Linked DNA regions of Homo sapiens: region 2 is linked to region 1. Evidence: chromatin loops called from intact Hi-C (ENCODE). Cell type or tissue: OCI-LY7. All regions are shown on one strand.

The links. Hi-C counts contacts between places; a loop is a spot of excess contacts. Peaks named below come from ENCODE experiments on the same cell type or tissue, not always from the same donor. Only the 100,000 strongest peaks of a DNase experiment are listed, where the experiment ranks them.
Region 2: a loop joins it to region 1, with 6 times the contacts of the local background. A loop is called at or near these places in 11 of 110 quality-filtered maps.

The regions. Positions count from the first base shown.
Region 1 is chrX:125,130,585-125,135,584 of GRCh38, reverse strand. All of the region lies in intron 3 of TENM1 (teneurin transmembrane protein 1), which reads left to right. Among named protein-coding and RNA genes, the nearest start is that of TENM1, 71 kb to the left of the region's middle. In OCI-LY7, CTCF peaks have their summits at 3,118 (motif pointing left), 4,013 and 4,214 (motif pointing right); a DNase peak (open chromatin) is centred at 3,104.
Region 2 is chrX:124,385,880-124,390,879 of GRCh38, reverse strand. It overlaps TENM1 (teneurin transmembrane protein 1), which reads left to right. Exons shown (of 35, transcript NM_001163278.2): 32 at 4,816-5,000. LOC105373331 (a long non-coding RNA gene) reads right to left here. Exons shown (of 2, transcript XR_938576.1): 2 at 1,050-3,091. Among named protein-coding and RNA genes, the nearest start is that of SH2D1A, 42 kb to the right of the region's middle. In OCI-LY7, a CTCF peak has its summit at 2,151 (motif pointing left); DNase peaks (open chromatin) are centred at 2,099 and 2,709; H3K4me3 peaks cover 370 bases; H3K27ac peaks cover 1,085 bases.

The DNA of each region.
Region 1 (5,000 bases):
CCCATTAATGCAATACCAAGCTTATAGAAACACATGCTTTATGTAATTTTTAGTGTCGGTAAAAGTGATATTCAGAGGGAGAAAAGATAATTAGCCCCAGGGTTTGATAGACATCATTTAGTAGTCATCCTGTTAATCTAAAATCCTACACATAACCAATTAACCATTGTAATGAGAACTTTAATTTTTAAACTTCCTATCCAATTTCTTTCAATCATTGCTGCCAAGCATTTGAAAGCCAGTAATGCAGAAGGTGCTTTATAGGCCTGTGTTAGAAATGGTCACATCCCCAGGGAGCTAAAATCACAACAGATCACACAAGTAGAGTGATCTGCTTTTTATTGTGGGCATTAGATAACTTCAGCTTTGAAAAAAGTTGTGTTAAGGATGAAACCCAGCAACTTTTAGTGATAAAAAAACATTTTGCAACCATTGTTCATAGAATACACACCCAAGGCCATTTTTTTCCTTGATCTTTTGAAAGAAATTGTACTATCTGAAATGAATTCAGATAAAGGAGATTGAAGGCAGTGGATGTTCATAAAATTCTTGTTTGGATGTGGCAGGTCTCTGGGTGGTTTTTGCTGTTTAGGACCTTCTCTGCTTCTCTCCCATCCACTTTTCTCTTGTACCTATTCTTAAAGAGACCACCCTGTTAGTTTAGAGTGATTCATTTATACTAGTGGTGAAAAGGCATTTTCATCCACTACCATGAGGTACTATTAATCTACTGGGCCTTCATAAATTTCATTGTGAAGGGACTTAATTTGTTTCTATTATGAGAACTTTTGAGCACATTCAGTTATCATAATCAAAAAGCACTTAACTGCATGTGTGCTGTGCCAAGAGAATTACAGAGACACATTTTCTTCCCTCTGAGTGTTCAAATTTAGCAGTGACTGCCAGGTTGTGTGGATCACTGTGTGGAGGGACAGAATGATGCATGATCTTGGAGAGCAAACTTGGGGCTAAAGGTATCAGGCCAAACCAGCAAACCTGTGTCATAATTGGGAGTTTCGGGGAAACTAGTGGTTGATGTGAGAAATCCAGCCATGCTGGAGGCACAAACAGAAGCCCAGTTTGGTATATGTAGACTAGAGAACTGCATCCAGAGGATTAAGCATGGTAAGAGGGTACAAGACTGGAGTCCAAACATACAAGCAACTTGGTCAGGATTCATTTCAGGCAAGAAGAAACCGGGAATAGAGTTTTAGCCCAGATTCAAAACAGGTAGCCATGTCCTCCTAATTACACAGCCATGGTGAAAAATCTATATTCCTTCATTTGCCCCTGATTTTAAACAGCCTTTCTCTTGTATTTGGATCTGGAATACTGGTTTGGGCTGCTTCCTCAGGTGAGGCAGGCTGCTGCAGACTATGTGTATTATAACATATACTGATACACTACAGTGAGCTCTTGTAATCTTACCTTTATCTTACCTTTGAGACAAGATTAATATGAACAAAACACTTATTCAAAGGTCAGATGATATCTAGTGTCTGGGGTGTGGTTGCAGTATACATGGACCTTTTCTTAGAACTCCCCCTTTCTTGGCAACGAAATACAAAAATCAGGCTGACTTCCACCAAAGCAGCTTTTAACATTTACAACTGAGGAAACCAACTGATATCTAAACAGAAGGTTTTTTCCAATCTTTTCATCCCTAAGGGCAATAGGCTTTTCAGAAAGGCACCTTGGATTGTGGTAAACTCCAATGATCAGTAAATCTGTCCATTGGTAAGTATGAAATCAGCCCGTTTTTAAAAAACAATTTCCAATTTTTATTTATTTATTTATTTTTCTGGAGCAAAGGCGATTATTCTCTTAGTTACAGGACTTCATCTGGACCTCTAGTTTGATGACAGTAGCCACTATACTGGTCTCAACTGGGACAAAGATACTATTTCTACATAGTGTAAACACTGACCTGATAAATAGATACTACTGCTCTTTTAGAATAAAGCCAAACATAAACCTTGAAGTAAGTGAGAGGGGAGGAGACAAGGACTTTAGGGGATGCTTTAAAAGCTGCTAATTTCTCTTGATGCCATTATTCCTCTGTGCATGCTTAAAGGATTATCTTGATGTTGGAGTAATGATCCGGAGAGTATCGTTTGTAACCTTGGGGGTAGGGATGGGGTGATGGGGAAACTGTTCTAAATAAACTCTGAGACAGTCAGTTCAAGAAGAAAATTAAGGCTACACCTTGAGTTTGACAAATTAAGTTCTTAGTGATACTTGAAGAATTACCAGTGGCCTATGTTCCTAAGAAAGGAGTAAGAAGGCCGGACACGGTGGCTCACGCCTGTAATCCCTAAAGGCCCTCCCTTTAGGAGGCTGAGGTGGGCGGATAACGAGGTCAGGAGATTGAGGCCATCCTGACGAACACGGTGAAACCCTGTCTCTACTAAAAATACAAAAAAATTAGCCAGGCGTGGTGGCAGACGCCTGTAGTCCCAGCTACTCGGGAGGCTGAGGCAGGAGAATGGTGTGAACCCGGGAGGCGGAGGTTGCAGTGAGCAGAGATCATGCCACTGCACTCCAGCCTAGGCGACAGAGCGAGACCCTAGAACTTAAAGTATAATAATAAAAAAAGAAAGAAAAAAAAGAAGAAGAAGAAAGGAGAAATGGGAGGGAAAGGCACTCATCAGTTAGGTATATTTTACCTTCATAATAATGTTATGAGTGTGTATACATTATCATCTTCATTTTATAGTTGAGTAAACCGGAGCTCAGAGAGGTTAAATAACTTGTTTAAACACTGTAGTTAAGAATTAGGCCCTAAAGGCAAAGGCAGGTGAGCCTGTATTCTGGCTTCCCCTAATTTCTACCAGTATGACTTTGGGATAGCTACTTAAACTTTCTGTGCCTGGTTTCCCCATCAATAAAACAGGGACAATAATAGTACCTACAATCAATCATAGGAATTTTGTGGATATTTAATGAGATAATATGTATAAGTCACTTAACAGTGTTCCAGACACCAACTACTCAAAAAGGGTATCTGCTTTGTAGTTATCACCGTTATCAGCGTTATCCTTACCCCCTCTATCCAGATGTGTCAGACACCAAAGCTTATGTTGTTTCTACAACATTATAGTGCCTCCTAGTGGTAGCAAGAGTGGTGGAGCCAGAGAAAGTCAATGTGCATAAGTAGAAGATGAAAAGATAAGGCCATGAGAAAAATGAGAAAAGGCAAAATTTAAAAGGAAGATAAAAGGAGCTTTATACTAACAGGTGTAATCACTAGAAGCTCACTTGTAAGCAGTTGTCTCAGATGCCATACTCAGTGTATCCTGCACTAGAACAACCCTTTCTCTCTGAACCCCTGAGGTTACTAGATTGTGGAGAATAGAACCCCATGTGACCACTCAATGAGACTCATGGAGAGGCTTTCATTAGGCTTTGTTTGAGAAAGCCACTATGTAGAGCTCATCTAATAGATCTGAACCCTAACTCAAAGACATTTTCAAACTAGTTCCAAGGCCATGCACATGCAATGAAAAACACGCTTAACTGTGGGATACAGGGAATAATCGATCATTAAAGTATTAATTAACCAAATTTATTGAAAATTGAAATCACCCCAACTGTCAAATGAGTCATGCTCCATGGACTTTCTGCGTTCTAAATATTGCTCAAATCATGCAAATGTTGTGTGAAACTGTTATGTTGGCCGCTTTAATGCAATTTCACCTCATTTACATGAATTTTGATGTTGCTTAGGGATATTCAATACAACAGCACCCAACAAAGTACTCAAGTATGTACAACCATTGGAAGAGTAATGACTGTAACATGTCTAGATGTACAAGAAAGCTAGCTTCTTATAACCCAGATTGAGCTAAATTAGCCTGATGAATGCATTTCCCCTGCTATTGTTGGTTTGACCTTCATTTCAATATAAAAATGACAGAAAATAGGACCCTTTTTATTTGTTTCTCTAGTAGTCATCACCATTTCTACTGATTCATTGTCAGTCCCTACTCCATTCTTCAAGGCAATCAGCCAAATGCCTGCCACCAGAGAAATCCCTGGTTCCAAGCTTAAGTCACCTTCATAAGTACTGAAGTGCAACATACAAAACTATTGGACAGCAGTTGATGAGGATTTAATCCTTTTTGGACAGGTGGCACTTTTAAGTTCTGGGTAGAAAATTCCCACATTTTGAGATCTGGAATTTTGACCTGGTAGAGCAGCTGATACCTTAAACAAAGCAGTGTTCTCTTTATTCACTAGGTGGCAGGAGCTCCTTAATATATATGTGAGGGATGGCTATAAACACATGTTTAGACTAGTGCATCAGTAAAGCTGTCTTTTAGAGACAGATACATGAAAATGTGAGCCATGAAATATTAAACCAGAGCCTATGAGAAAAGAAATCCTCTGTGTTAACCACAGTAGCTTAGGATTTAATAGTAGTAGAACAAGGTGATTGTTTCTTTAAATAATAACAATTTGAAGAAATTCCATTAGTAGGTTTGTCAAAATGAAGTGAATTAATAAAATACTTTATTCCTATGTGTTTTGCTGTTTGAAAATTTACTTCCTTCAAGTCTCTGCTGAAATGTCATTTTATCAGCAGGGGCTTACCCTCTCTTATACTCCATAACCCTCTGATGTTGCTTTGTTTTACTCTACAGTACCTATTACATTCTGACATACTTTATATTTTACCTGCTTTTTTATTTACCGAGTGTCTCCCCTATCCCCTCTGGAATGAAAGCTCTATGGGAACAAGGACTTTGTTTTGTTCATTATTGTATTCCCAACACATAGAACACTGGCTGGCAGATAATGGGTGCTCAGTATACATTCAAGTGAATGCGTGGAAGAATTACCAAAAGGAAATTATTTTTAAAAGATAATTTTAAATTCAACTTTTAAGTCAGCTTGTATATAAAGCCAAGCTGATTTGTATATAAAGTCAAGCTGACTTAAAAGTTGAATTTAAAATTATCTTTTAAAAATAATTTCAATTATAATCAAAGTAAATCATA
Region 2 (5,000 bases), 740 kb after region 1:
CTGAATCTTATAGAGCAGGTCTTTCCTCTTTTGAATTTTGGTAACAAGAATGATTGGCAAAACCGTGTGACTAGTGCCTACAGAATGCCAAGCCTGTTACAACATTAACTGAATCCAAAAATTTGCTGGTATGTGTGCATAGGCAAAGTATTTCTTAAGGTGTATATTGATGACCTTCATATGAAAAAAACAGTGCTACTGATCACTAACAGAATATTAGCTGAGTTAGTTTTTCAGAAAGGAAGACAGGTTTGCACCAATCTTTCCACAGGTCCCCCATGTGACTAGTTAAGTAGCCAGCACTCCTTAGAAGCATACGTAGGATTGCACTCATAATTCCAACCTCATTGGCACCAGAGTCCGACCAACTGAGCTAATTGCCTATAGACAGTCACATCTAGGTCTCATAAGACTTTCCCCTCTAGATGACGAGTTAGTGGGTGCAGCGCACCAGCATGGCACATGTATACATACGTAACTAACCTGCACATTGTGCACATGTACCCTAAAACTTAAAGTATAATAATAAAAAAAAGACTTTCCCTTTAGACTATCTGCACAATAACATAAGAGCCTATTGAAAACTTCAATTTCATCCCTGGGTGCAGTTATTTAGCCTCTTCTCTGACACCAATGAGGAGATTTTATTGTTTCTCTTTTCCGAATTCACTGATTATTCCATCAAATTTACTTAAGCAAAGAATCACGTGAAGCAAACTTCACAAGTTCTCTTTGCTACAAAAACGTAGTTGGCAATAATTGCTAAGCAAACAAACAAAAACCTCGGTGAGACTGCCAGTGTCTGCAGTGGACAAAAATAAGACCTTCCTCACCCAGAATAAGGTATCAAGACAAGTCCTGGTAACTTTCTGACCAGTGAGACAAACCAGCTTATTTGTACCTTTGAGTTCACTTTTGTTCCTTTCTTGATTTTATATTTAATTTGTTCTCTAATTAAAAGGGTAGCTACTGATTTAAGCAGTCCTGTTATGCAAAACTCAGAACCTACAGAACGCATAATTATGGAACGATTCTTTACTTTCCAAAAGTCATTTGTCATAAAATTGATTTTATTAACATTATTATTACCAGTAATCATAACTAATTCACTGAATAGATATAATTAAATGAAATAACTTAATATAAAACACCCAAGTAGAGAATTTAAATGCTAGCTAGCACTTACTGCCACTTGGAGGTAAATCAAAACAAGAAAGAGCAGAAGAAAGTAAGGGAGGGAAGAAGGAAGGAAGGGAGGGAGGCAGGGAGGGAGGGAGGAAATTAAAGCATCTTTGAAATTGTGATTCTAGAGGGAAAAAGGGAAAGAACATTGAATTTACCAAAATCCCATGTAACATGTAACTTTTTCACTGACTTGAGGTTTTGTATCTCCTTGTGTTCTTTCCAGTCCTCTCATTAATATGGCCTTTGTGGCACATTCTCCCACTATGACAGGGGCAGAGCAGGGATAAAGAGGCTCGTTCTTGTAGTATATTTTAAACTAAGAATTCTCAAACTTTAAAATGGATTTCTCTTTTTACACCCCAAAATACTCTGGTATTACCTTGTGAATTCGCTTGCCATACCTGTGTCACGATGTATTAAAAAGCAGCAGCAGATTTTTCACCTTAACACGCAGAAATTTTGTGAAAATAGTTTGACTTCTTCTAGAGTAAGTGAAACTTATGCATATCATTTTCATGCACAATGGTTGTAGCCATTAGGAGAAAAATAATTATTTGGGTAATGGCTGTGGTTGCTTAATGATCTCTTCCCTATTAAAAAAATCAATTATTGTTTCTTAAATTTTCTCTATGTGGTCATTAATTCTCTGTCTTGATTTATGAGACTTCTCTGAGTTAATTATATTTTGAAGACTTGTGGGCTAAAATTTTGTATTAGAGTAAATGTAAACCTTTCAGTTTCCTAAAATAATTCTTATGAACTTCATTTTTAAAATGCATTTAAATATATTTTATAATCATTTAATAAGATACTTTAGCCTTATACATTTACAGCAATTGCCTCTTTGGGGCTGACACTTTCAGAGGCTGCCTAGAGAGACAGAACGACGACTTTGGCTTCAGCTTCCAGGTGGCCCCACACTGCCATCTGGTGGTCATTCAAATGCTTTAACTTTTCAAATTTCTGCTCTCATTTCTAGTCTTGTTCAAATAAGCATACAGCCATGATTGCTGTTGCTGTTGTTGTTGCTTTTACAATTATCTCTTTTAGAACCTCACAATCAATTAAAAGAATAAAAGTCTCCCACTCTGTTATTTGGACTAATAAGAAATGGCCTTTTATCCTATAACAGCATTGTGGACATTGGATAGATTCATAAGCACTGTTTTTGAGCAAACTGATAATAATGCCCACCCAAAGTGAAAAAGCAGCCAAATGAGAGCTAAATGGTATTTTGGCAATGTAACAGTTACATTCATTTGATTTCTAATCACATCATCCACATTCTTGCCATTGGCAGGAAGCTTTGAAACAGACTAAGGGCTTTTGAGACAGCCCAGCATCAGCACCACCTAGGAACACGGTTCAGGCAGTGGTTTACTGCAGGCAGGAGGATGGGAACAGAGGAGAGAATAACAACGACGTGCCATAAATACTTGGAAAGGCTGGTACAGTGACTGGAAAAGGCATGGCCCAGGCAGGCTGGTACTAGATAATGTGTGGGGGCCATATGGTGATAGTCCCTGGCCCGTGTCACAGGTGACAGATGTCATTTACTCACAGCAAGTTGACAGAAGAGAGTGGAAAGGAACTGAGAAATGTGACTTTCAGACTAGAGATAATGCAAAAGCTTTTCCACAATTCCTGTACAAAGCTTTTCCACCCCTGCCCCCTGCCACCTGCTTTCCCATTCATAGGAAAATTTCTTGCTGGTTCTATTGAATTCTGCCTTGGTCCAGGGAGGCAGTTCTCCCTTAATGTCTCCAAGCCCATTCAGGATTTCCAAGTCTCCTTCCTTTTGTTCAGGAGGTTTTCAGAGGTCACAGTGGTGGAACTGTAGGCTGTGGCAAGCTGCAGGTTGTCCACAAGTGACGAATTGACAGGATTTCTGCACTCACCTCTGGCTCTGCAGGCGTAATGTTGGTGGAAAAGAAAGAATGAACAAATGAGCAAATAACCACTGACTTTGACTTCATGGTACTGAAATGCAATTCAAAGTCAATAATTCTCAGAAGGGTAGGGAGGATATGCAGTTTCAGAAAGCACATTCAATATTAGAATGTAATGTCATATTTAGAAGATATAAATGTACATTACATATACTTGTGTAATTCACATTCATAAATATTTATATAATTTGTGCTTAGAAAATGAAAATATACCTATTGTTTTCATAACACAAACTTGAATAAATAACCCTCAACTAAATCTCTTTGCTTGAAAAGGTAATTTTCTAAAGGGGAAGGATAAAGCTCCTCTAGGGAGTCATATCAGAATCTCCAAGGATGAGAAATTTTTATTTTTATTAAAAGATGAGATGCACATGTCAGTCAATTAGAGTCCTCCCTAAAACAGTGCTCCTTTTATGTCTGCATTTAGAATTAAAACAAGACAATCAATATTTATGAAACACCTGTTACCTGCATTATACCTCAACAAACAACTGTTTCTAAAATACAGATCAGTTTGGGGGAGAGGGGCTGCATAACCAGAGAATCATTCAGTTTTAATGACATGCTTCCCTAATATTAAAACACAAATGGAAATGTGAAGTTAAAACATCAATTGCAAAACATTAATAGTGCCATAATAATATTTTATGCACAATTTTTAGGAAGACATCTAGTATGTGAAGTCAATCAATACTTTATGATAACTATAAATTAATTTGTGAAATGCCCTGCCATCCATTTACCTTCCTCTGAAACATATGCACGTTGAAGTAACCTTTCTAAAATACCAACTTGACAGTTTCTCCCAGCTTGCAAGTGCCCTCTTGCAACCGTCCCTTAACTTGCTTAAAACCCTTCAAGAGTGCCAGATGCAGTGGCACACATTGGTAGTCCCAGTTACTCAGGAGGCTGAGACAGGAGGATAGCCTAAGCTCAGGAGTTCGAGGCTGCAGTGAGCTATGACTACACCACTGCACTCCAGCCTGGGCAACACCGTGAGACCCTGGCTCTAAAAAAATGAAATAAAATAGAAACCCTTCGATGACTCCCTGTTGCCAACATACTTGAATCCAAACTCCTTAGTGTGGCTTAGAAAGCCTAGCATGATCTGGACTCAGCCTACATAGCTGACGTCATCTCCTGCCATTCCCACCACTCCCAACATACTCAAGTTCTAGCCACACAAAATTTCTCTCATTCTCTGAAAAAGCCGTGTTCTTTTTCATATCCAGACCCTCACAAGGCTGTGCTCTCTGCCAAGAATACTCTTTCCCTACCCCTGCCCCCGGCTCCCTGCCTTCACCTGGACAATCCCTAGGCAATCTTTATGTCTCAACTCAGATGCCACTTTATCCAAGAAGCCTTTTCTGGTCTCTCAAGTCTGAGTAAGCTGGTCTTCCTCTGCCTTCCAGAAGCACTCTGTAACTCCCCTGTCATAACACATTTCACACTATATTGTAATTGCTTGGTTACTTGTCTTTCTCCTCCATTAAAACTGTAAATTTCATGAAGATAGACACCACTATTGTGCACTACTGTATCCACTAGGGTTTGCCACAGTGTCTGGCACACAGTAAGTGCTTGATTGATTTGTGTTGAATGGATGAATGTGTATTTTCTTTAGTCGCCTCAACTTTAGTTGTCCATAATATGCTATTCTGCCTTTGTCTCGTTTCAGTCTGTGATGCTTCTCCTACACAGCCAGCGGCGTTACATCTTTGAGTATGACCAACCAGATTGTCTGCTCTCAGTCACCATGCCTAGCATGGTGCGTCACAGCTTACAAACCATGCTTTCAGTGGGCTACTACCGGAACATCTACACCCCACCGGACAGTAGCACTTCTTTTATCCAAGACTATAG